2 separate regions of the Homo sapiens genome follow, and region 1 is linked to region 2. A link is a contact called in ENCODE Hi-C or POLR2A ChIA-PET data. All regions are on one chromosome and are shown on one strand. The core of a region is the stretch at or near the end of the contact, and the rest is flanking DNA. Distances in the headings are between cores, read along the strand shown. Region 1 overlaps RASA1 (RAS p21 protein activator 1). Region 2 overlaps LOC101929380 (a long non-coding RNA gene).

The links. Hi-C counts contacts between places; a loop is a spot of excess contacts on that map. ChIA-PET counts read pairs that join two places held with the same protein, here RNA polymerase II (POLR2A).
Region 1: a loop to region 2 is called in a map of heart right ventricle, with 13 times the contacts of the local background. The contact joins two enhancer-like sites. A Hi-C loop is called at or near these places in 1 of 168 maps with a recorded cell type or tissue (heart right ventricle). POLR2A ChIA-PET finds 5 or more read pairs at or near these places in 3 of 52 experiments (CD4-positive, alpha-beta T cell, RWPE1 and naive thymus-derived CD8-positive, alpha-beta T cell).

What each region holds. Positions count from the first base shown.
Region 1 is chr5:87,281,141-87,285,809 of GRCh38, forward strand. All of the region lies in intron 1 of RASA1 (RAS p21 protein activator 1), which reads left to right. Among named protein-coding and RNA genes, the nearest start is that of RASA1, 16 kb to the left of the region's middle. Within about 2 kb of position 1,336, at least 3 of the 41 ENCODE cell types and tissues checked have a DNase peak (open chromatin) inside an H3K27ac peak, as active enhancers do.
Region 2 is chr5:87,209,420-87,214,154 of GRCh38, forward strand. The region is part of intron 2 of LOC101929380 (a long non-coding RNA gene); the gene reads left to right. Among named protein-coding and RNA genes, the nearest start is that of LINC01949, 27 kb to the right of the region's middle. Within about 2 kb of position 1,517, at least 2 of the 41 ENCODE cell types and tissues checked have a DNase peak (open chromatin) inside an H3K27ac peak, as active enhancers do.

The sequences.
Region 1 (4,669 bases), core at 86-2,585, 72 kb after region 2:
TTTTTTAAGGAATCATCATACTGTTTTCCACAGTGACCACACCATTTTATAGTCCCAGCAGCAATGCACAAGGGTTAGAATTTCTCTGCATCCTTGCCAACACTTTTTTTTTTTTTTTTGAGACGGAGTTTCGCTCTTGTTGCCCAGGCTGAAGTGCAATGGCGTGATCTCGTCTCACTGCAATCTCGTCTCACTGCAATCTCGTCTTACTGCAATCTCCGCCTCCTGAGTTCAAGTGATTATCCTGCCTCAGCTTCCCGAGTGCCAACACTTTTTATTTTCTATTTTCTTAATAATAGCTATCCTAGTGGGTGTGAAGTAGTAACTGGTTTTGATTTGCATTTTCCTAAGATTAGTGCTGTTGAGCATCTTTTCATGTGCTTATTGGCCATTTATATATATATCTTTTTTTTGAAGAAATGTCTGTTGCCCATTTTTGTTTTTGTTTTTGTTTTTTTGAGACGGAGGCTTGTTCTGTTGCCCAGGCTGGAGTGCAGTGACACGATCTCGGCTCACTGCAACCTCCGCCTCCTGGGTTTAAGCGATCCTCCTGTTTCAACCTCCCAGCTAGCTGGGATTACAGGCGCATGCCACCACGCCCGGCAAATTTTTGTGTTTTTAGTAGAGATGGGGTTTCACCATGTTGGCCAGGATGGTCTTGAACTCCTGACCTCAAGTAATCCACCAGTCTCAGCCTCCCAAAGTGCTGGGATTACAGGTGTGAGCCACCGCCCCCAGCCTATTGCCTATTTTCGAGTTGAGTTTTTTTGTTTTCGTAGGAGTTCTTTATATGTTCTTGATATTAATCCCCCATCAGCTATATGATTAGCAAATATTTTTGCCCATTCCACAGGCTACTTTTTAGTTTTGTTGATAGTGTCTTTTGATGCATTTAATTTAATTTTGATGAATTCCAGCTTACTTGTTTTTTTCTTTTGTTGCCTATAAGTTTTATTTCAGTCATCAACTATGATTTGAAAACCTCTGGAGTAGAAGGATAGTCTGTTGTTTTTATCTACATTTCTGCTTTTCTTATTGTTTTTTCTTCTTTCTTGGTGTTTCAAGATTCCTTCTTTTATTGAAGAATTTCCTTATTCTTTAAAGGTATGTCTGCTAGTAACAATTTATTCGTTTTCCTTTTGCCTGTAAATGTCATTATTTCACCATTATTCCTGAAAGATAGTTTCACCACAAATAAGATTTATGGTTGACAATTCTTTTCTTTCAGAAGTTGAAAAATTTTGTGCCACTTTTCTTCTGTCCTTTGTGGTTTCAGATGATAAATCTCTTGCCACTTGAATTGGTGTTCCCCTATAAGGTAATGTGTCTTTTCTCTGTAATTGCTTTCAAAATCTTTATCTTTGTTTTCAGAAGTTTAGTGATATGTCAGGGTTTCTGTGGGTTTACCTGTTTGAGATTTGATCACTTCCTGGATCTGTAGGTTTATGTTTTTCTCCAAATACGGATGTTTTCAGCCATTATTTTTGAATACCCTTTCAATTCCATGCTCTTTTCTTTGGGACTCCAGTGATACGGAGTTAGATCTTACGTTACTGTCTTACAGATCCTCAAGACTTTTAACTTCTTTTTAGTCATTTTTCTTCCTGTTGTTCAGATGGGGTAAATTCTATTGATCTGTTGGTCCTCAAGTTCACAGATTCTGTCTTCTGTCATCTGCTATTGAGCCCATTAAGTTGAAAAAAATAATTTTTAAATTGACAAAAATTGTGTATGTGTGTTGTGTACAACAGATATTTTGATATATGTATACATTGTGGAATGACTAAACTGAGCTAATTAACCTGCGTTACCTTACGTACTCAGCATTTTTTTTGTGTGTGCTGAAAACACAATCGTAGCAATTTAAAGTATGCAGTAAATTATTATTATAAACTATGGACACCATGTTTGTACCATAGATCTCTTGAACTTATTCCTCTTAACTGAAATTTATCTCCTTTGATCAACATTTCCTCACCTATCTAGTAAGTTTTGTTTTTTTTTTGTGTTTTTTTTTTTTTTGGTTGTTATTGTAGCTTGTTTTATCATCATTTGGTTGGTTTTACAACCTTTTTCTTAGCTGAAATTTTCTATTTTTTAAATCTGTTTTAAAAGAATTTGTAATTGATTGTTGAAGTGTTTTTAATGATAGCTGATTGAAAATTAAAAACCTTTCCAACATCTAATACACATCAACATTAACATGTTTATTTTCTTTTTCTCATCCAAGTTGTGACTTTCTTGGTTCTTGGTATGATGGGTGAGTTTTGATTGTATGTTGGGCATTTTGGCTTCTAGATAATTTTTAAATAATCACTTTTCCCCTAAATATGATTAATATATGTTTACTATAGAAAATTTGGAGACTATTAGAAAATATGAAGAAAAACCAATCCTTACTTTTACTACCAAAGGTAATAATCACTGTTAAGTTTTTGTATATTATATATATCTAAAATACATCTGTATATATCCCTATCCCCCTAAATATAATTATAGCTAACATTTTCACATATGAGAACATTGAGATGTGGAGGGTTTTAGGTAACTTTCCCAAGTCACAGAGCCTACCAAGTGATACAAACCCAAGCTTTTGACCCCTAAGTCTATTTAACTACTATGCTACATTCCCACTTCTGTTTTTCTTCCTGGATGCTTCAGAAAAATTGTTTCAGTAGGAGAATGAAGTTCTTTGAGGAGGAATTAGGGTGTTATAGCCATCTTAAGGGACTTAATACAGTGTTTATTTTGGGTAGTTCAGTATTTATGGATATTCATGTACTTGCATGCATTCTGGAGGTTATCTCAGGCAATAGAGAAATGAGCTTTGATACTTCTGTGTATGCATTTATTTAGAGATATTTGTATCAACAAATACCTCCTTAAGGTTGAAGGCCTTTTCTTTTTGACAGATTTTTAAATCTTCTTTCAAGACAAATGCAGAAATATGAAACAACATATAACGAAACCCAATTTTTTTCTTATCAGTGTTACAATGAAATGATGTTATTTGAGGACCTATTCTATGTTGTTTTCTTAAGGCTGCAGTTTCTAAGAACCTATCAGTGATGAAGTGAGGATGCAATTGTAGTGTTTTAATTAAACCATTGTTAGCTTTCTTATTTATTGAACAGCCACGGTATAGGAATTCTTTCATACATTATGTCACTTAAGTGACTATAGGTTGCTTTCTCTCTCTATATAGACAGACAGGTAGGTAGGCAGATGGTAAGCTTAGTTGTTCACTCACATCAGTTGGGTTTTAGGGTGGCTGCCAAAGCATGGATTTAGAAGAAATTATTATTAATCACTGCATTAAGTAGTGACCATATGAAAATTTAGGAATATTTTACTGTCTTTTAGTTCCTCCTTGATGAAGAAAGCTAATCCAGGTATCTGGAGTGGAACTGTTCTCTACTTAGACTTAGGGGACACTGCAATGCTTTATTGCTGGTGGTAGAAGAAATGAAATTTCAGTTAGATTTAGTAGTTCTTTGGAATCATGTAGTAATTCTCCACATTTGTCATCATTAGTAATTAAAAAGAATATAACTATTTGTTTGTATTTGTTTGTGTTTGGTTAGCACATAAATCTGATTAATTTCTCAGGGAATTTGGAAAAAAAGAACACAACCCTCACACTAACAGGAAATCATATCCTCTAGTTAATATTAGGATTCCTGAATATCTTCCTTTTGTATGGTCATTGAGATCAAAATCTTTTTATCATGAAGCTGTTTTTGAAATTTTAACAAGTGAATAGGAAATAACCTAATATTTTTGTTTTGACATTGTTTTTTAAGAACCTTATCTATGTGATAGAATAACATTTAACATTAAAGTTAGTGTCAGAAATCATACAACTTTTAAAGTGCTGCGGAGATAATGGTACCATTTATTTATTTATTTATTTATTTATTTATTTATTTATTTATTTATTTATTTTGAGATGGAGTCTTGTTCTGTCGCCAGGCTGTAGTGCAGTGGTGTGATCTCGGCTCACTGCAACCTCCACTTCCCGGGTTCAAGCGATTCTTCTGCCTCAGCTTCCCAAGTAGCTGGGACTACAGGCGAGTGCCACCACGCCCAGCTAATTTTTATATTTTTTAGTAGAGATGGGGTTTCACTATGTTGGCCAGGATGGTCTTGATTTCTTGACCTCGTGATCCTTCCTCCTCGGCCTCCCAAAGTGCTGGGATTACAGGCGTGAGCCACCGCGCCTGGCAATGAATGGTACCTTTTAATTAATTTTTGTGGAAATGGTATTATCTTCCTAGTGCACAGGGCCCTTGAGAGAGTACAGTGGAATAAAAGTTTAAATATAATAGGAGAAAAATTGTATTATGCTTTGAATGCTATGGTAATGGCTTGTGCATAGCATTGTAGTGTAGATATGTGGAATTGTAATGCAATTCTCTTCTTAACTTTTTATTTAAAAACTTTTTTTTAAGATTTCAGTCAGTCTCTTTTTCTTTTTCTTTTTTTTTTTTTTTTTGAGACAAAGTCTCGCTCTGTCGCCTAGGCTGGAGTGCAATGGCGTGATCTTGGCTCACTGCAACCCTTCACCTCCCAGGTTCAAGCGATTCTTCTGTCTCAGCCTCCTGAGTAGCTGGGATCATAGGCGCACACCACCACGCCCAGCTAATTTTTGTATTTTTAATAGAGATGG
Region 2 (4,735 bases), core at 267-2,766:
ACTGTGAATCAAATGCATTATTAGAAGTTGTTAGTTGGTTTTCATAGAGCTGAAATTATATTAGGAGCCTTAAAAGTAATTAGGTCCCAGTGTAAGAAAATGGATAATGAAGGTATTCCTATGTGGTTGATTTATTTTATAAGTAGATTTGTAATCTTTATAAAGCCATTACTAATTGTTCCACTTGCATAACATATAATTAAAAGGAAGGTTTATGGTTCCAACACTATTACAGTAGCAGAGAAAAATGTCCTACCATAAGGCTAAGAACTAGGAATTGGCTTTGATTTGAACAATGATAATTATTACAGCCAACATCTACAAATAATACAGGCTATACTTATAGCTTACTGTTACTTACATGAATTATTACAACGAACATTTTTTAAACATTGACATTGCCAAGCATCATGCATTTCATATAAATCAACTTTAATCTTTACACTAAGCACCCCCTACAGGGAAGTATTATTTTCCTATTTTACTAATGAGAAAACTGAGACTAAGGGAGGTGAAGTGACCTGACCAAGACGGTATTTAGGATGTGCATTTTGAATCTCTGTATCATTTGTCCCCCAAAACGCCAAACTTACTAATTTCTATTCAGCCTCCCAGGCTCACAGAACCAAGCCCAGAAGTCAGAGTATAAGGTCTGTAGCACAGTATATAATTCAGCTAACTGGAGCAAATAAATGACTTGAATTTTAAAAAAAAAAATTAGGATCTGAGCTAGATAGAGGTTAGCTCTTTTCTTGGCTTTCTACTTTAACTTTGCTTCACATTCATCCAAAAGAGAAATGGGACTGAAAGCACAGATAATCATAACTAAGCCCTTAGTCATTGTTATTTTATTATTAATGTACTTGGAGGAAAATAAACTTCCTAACCTTCTCTTGAATTCTCTGAGTTAGCCAAACAATCCCAGATAATCCTTTTCTATGACCAATGGGCTAAAATTTAAAAAAAAAGAAAATAATTATAATAGCAACTATAAACCAGATTTAAACCCATCGTAACTGAGTATAACAAGTCTCCCAAATTCCACTTTTCCTCATACCTACCTTAGCACACTTGCTTTGCTAGTCCAGCTATAATTGAAGAACAATTAACGTTAGCATCACATAATATATAAAAGGGAAAGAGACTACTTTTTCCACAGCCAGTGCCTTTTGGAGGTGATCCTCATACAAATTGTGTATTTTGGGTGATTTATACTTGCAATATTTTTCTTAAATATAAATAAAAGCACTCATATAGACAAATAAGCAGAAATAGTTCTCATTGAATTTTCATATTCTAGATTTTTTTAATTAAATGGTGATGAAAGGCTGGTATTTAGATTTGGCAAACAGACACCTAAAGGAAATTTTAAAATTTGGCAGCAGACTGCCATGGTATTCATTTATGATAGTAATTTTGAAATCGACAGGCCTTATTCTGTAGACAGCCTTTGATAGAGCTGTTTCAAAATGAGTGAGATTTATTTAAATCATTTCCTCCACCTCAAGAACTTGAGCTTGACAGACATGGACTAAACTAATCTAACCTGTTTTTCAATATCTGGATCTACTGGGAAGCCAGCCAACCAAGAAGAAATAAAAACTCTCTAATGTGGTAGAAACAAAATCACATATAGCATAGCTAGATGAAAAAAAAAATGTAGTTGGGAAACCCACATTGATCTCAGTCGAAAGTGGACTGAATTTGTATGAATACCTGTACCAAAAATCAATCTTTGACTAAAAATGTAGAAGAGAAAAGTACAGTTAAATATGTGAATGGAAAATGGGCTTACTTTACATTGTATAGTGAGTCTTTCAGAGGCACAACCTGACTGAATGCCAAAATTATCAGGGGGAATTTCTGGCAAATATTTTGCCATCCCATACCTGGAGGCTGTGATGGGACTGCCTCAGGATTAGGCTTGGAACATAGAGGATTCCTTTAAAAACAAAACTAAACAAAAAAACATGGAGGTATGGGGGCAGAAATAGTCCCAATAGTGCCAGTTCACCAATATAGGTGCACTCTGATTAGAAAGAACAGTAAGAAAGACAGAAGTTAGACCCACCCTAGAAACCTCAGATTGGGATGACTGTTGGGGCCTCAGAGTTCTCTGGGTAGACTGGAGAATCAAGCAGAAATTGGCTACTTAGAAGAGACCAAGGAGAAGGAAAAGTCATAAAAAGAGAGAGGGAATACACAAATAATAAATTTAGCTGACTTGATCACTGTGCCTCTGGAGAGACTCACCTGAAAATCAAAGGCACAAAATCTAATTGGCCTGAAGACATATTTCCAGCCAGTAAAATTTATCTTAATCTTACCCTCACCTTCATCTTTATTAACATTATAATTATATTCTGCAGTTTATTCCTAAAAAATATCTTAGAGATTATCTAGCTCAAACTGTTCAATTAGAGGATATGAAAACTGAAACCAGAATCATTTAGTGATGGGCCCAAGGTTAGCTAATAAGTTAGTTGCCAGAATCTCCTTCAGACAACTAGGTCAAGTTTCTTATTATTCTATGCCAATGTTTGCCAATCCTCAGTCATTTCTGTCTCCTCTTCACTTTTTGCCTCGTCTTAGTATCACCAATACTATCATCTTTTTCTGAAATTGATTCAGTTTTTACTTAATACATTTACATAAAGAAAAATAATTTTTATTATACTTTAAATTCTGGGATACATGTGCAGAACATGCAGGTTTGTTACATAGGTATACATGTGCCATGGTGGTTTGCTGCACCTGTCAACCATCTACATTAGGTATTTCTCTGAATGCTATCCCTCCCTTTGCCCCCACCCAGCAACAGGCCCTGGTGTGTGATCTTCCCCTCCCTGTGTCCATGTGTTCTCATTGTTCAACTCCCACTTATAAGTGAGAACATGCAGCGTTTGGTTTTCTGTTCCTGTGTTAGTTTGCTGAGAGTGATGGTTTCCAACTTCATCCATGTCCCTGCAAAGGACAAGAACTCATCCTTTTTTATGGCTGCATAGTATTCCATGGTGTATATGTGCCACATTTTCTTTATCCAGTTTATCATTGATAAACTGGTTGGTTTCAAGTCTTTGTTATTGCAAATAGTGCTGTAATAAACATACGTGTGCATGTGTCTTTATAGTAGAATTATTTATAATCCTTTGGGTATATACCCAGTAATGGGATTGCTGGGTCAAATGGTATTTCTGGTTCTAGATCTTTGAGGAATCGCCACACTGTCTTCCACAATGGTTGAACTAATTTACACTCCCACCAAAAGAGTAAAAGCATTCCTGTTTCTCCACATCCTCTCCAGCATCTGTTGTTTCCTGACTTTTTAATGATTGCCATCTAACTGGCGTGAGATGGTATCTCATTGTGGTTTTTGATTTGCATTTCTCTAATAACCAGTGTTGATAAGGTGTTTTTTCATATATTTGTTGGCCACATAAATGTCTTCTTTTGAGAAGTGTCTGTTCATATCCTTCACTCATGTTTTGATGGGGTTGTTTTTCTTCTTGTAAATGTGTTTAAGTTCCTTGTAGATTCTGGATATTAGCCCTTTGTCAGCTGGATAGAAAATTCTCTTCCATTCTGTAGGTTTCCTGTTCACTCTGATGATAGTTTCTTTTGCTGTGCAGAAGCTCTTTAGTTTAATTAGATCCCTTTTGTCACTACTGGCTTTTGTTGCCATTGCTTTTGGCATTTTAGTCATGAAGTCTTTGCCCATGCCTATGTCCTGAATGGCATTGCCTAGGTTTTCTTCTAGGTTTTTATAGTTTTAGGTCTTAAATTTAAGTCTTTAATCCATCTTGAGTTAATTTTTGTATAAGTTGTAAGAAAGGGGTCCAGTTTCAGTTTTCTGCATATGGCTAGCCAGTTTTCCCAACACCATTTATTAAATAGGGAATCCTTTCCCCATTTCTTGTTTTTGTCAGATTTATCAAAGATCAGATGGTTGTGGATGTGCAGCATTATTTCTGATGCATCTGTTCTGTTCCATTGGTCTATATATCTGTTTTGGTACCAGTACCATGCTGTTTTGGTTACTGTAGCCTTGTGGTATAGTTTGAAGTCAGGTAGCATGATGCCTCCAGTTTTGTTCCTTTTGCTTAGGATTGTCTTGGCTATTTGGACTCTTTTTTGGTTCCATATGAAATTTAAAGTAGTTTTTTCTAATTCTGTGAGGAATGTCAATCATGGCTTGATGGGGATAGCATTGAATCTATAAATAACTTTGGGCAGTATGGCCATTTTCATGATATTGATTTTTCCTATCCATGAGCATGGAATGTTTTTCCATTTGTTTGTGTACTCTCTTATTTCCTTGAGCAGTTGTTTGTAGTTCTTCACATCCCTTGTGAGTTGTATTCCTGGGTATTTTATTATCTTTGTAGCAGTTGTGAATGGGAGTTCACTCATGATTTGTCTCTCTGCTTGTCTATTCTTGGTGTATAGGAATGCTTGTGATTTTTGCACATTGATTTTGTATCCTGAGACTTTGCTGAAGTTGCTTATCAGCTTAAGGAGATTTTGGGCTGAGACGATGGGGTTTTCTAAATATACAATCATGTCATCTGCAAACAGGGACAATTTGACTTCCTCTCTTCCTATTTGAATACTCTTTCTTTCTTTCTCTTGCCTGATTGCCCTGGCCAGAACGTCCAATACTATGTTGAATAGGAGTGGTGAGAGAGGGCATCCTTGTCTTGTGCCGGTTTTCAAAGAGAATGCTTCCAGTTTTTGC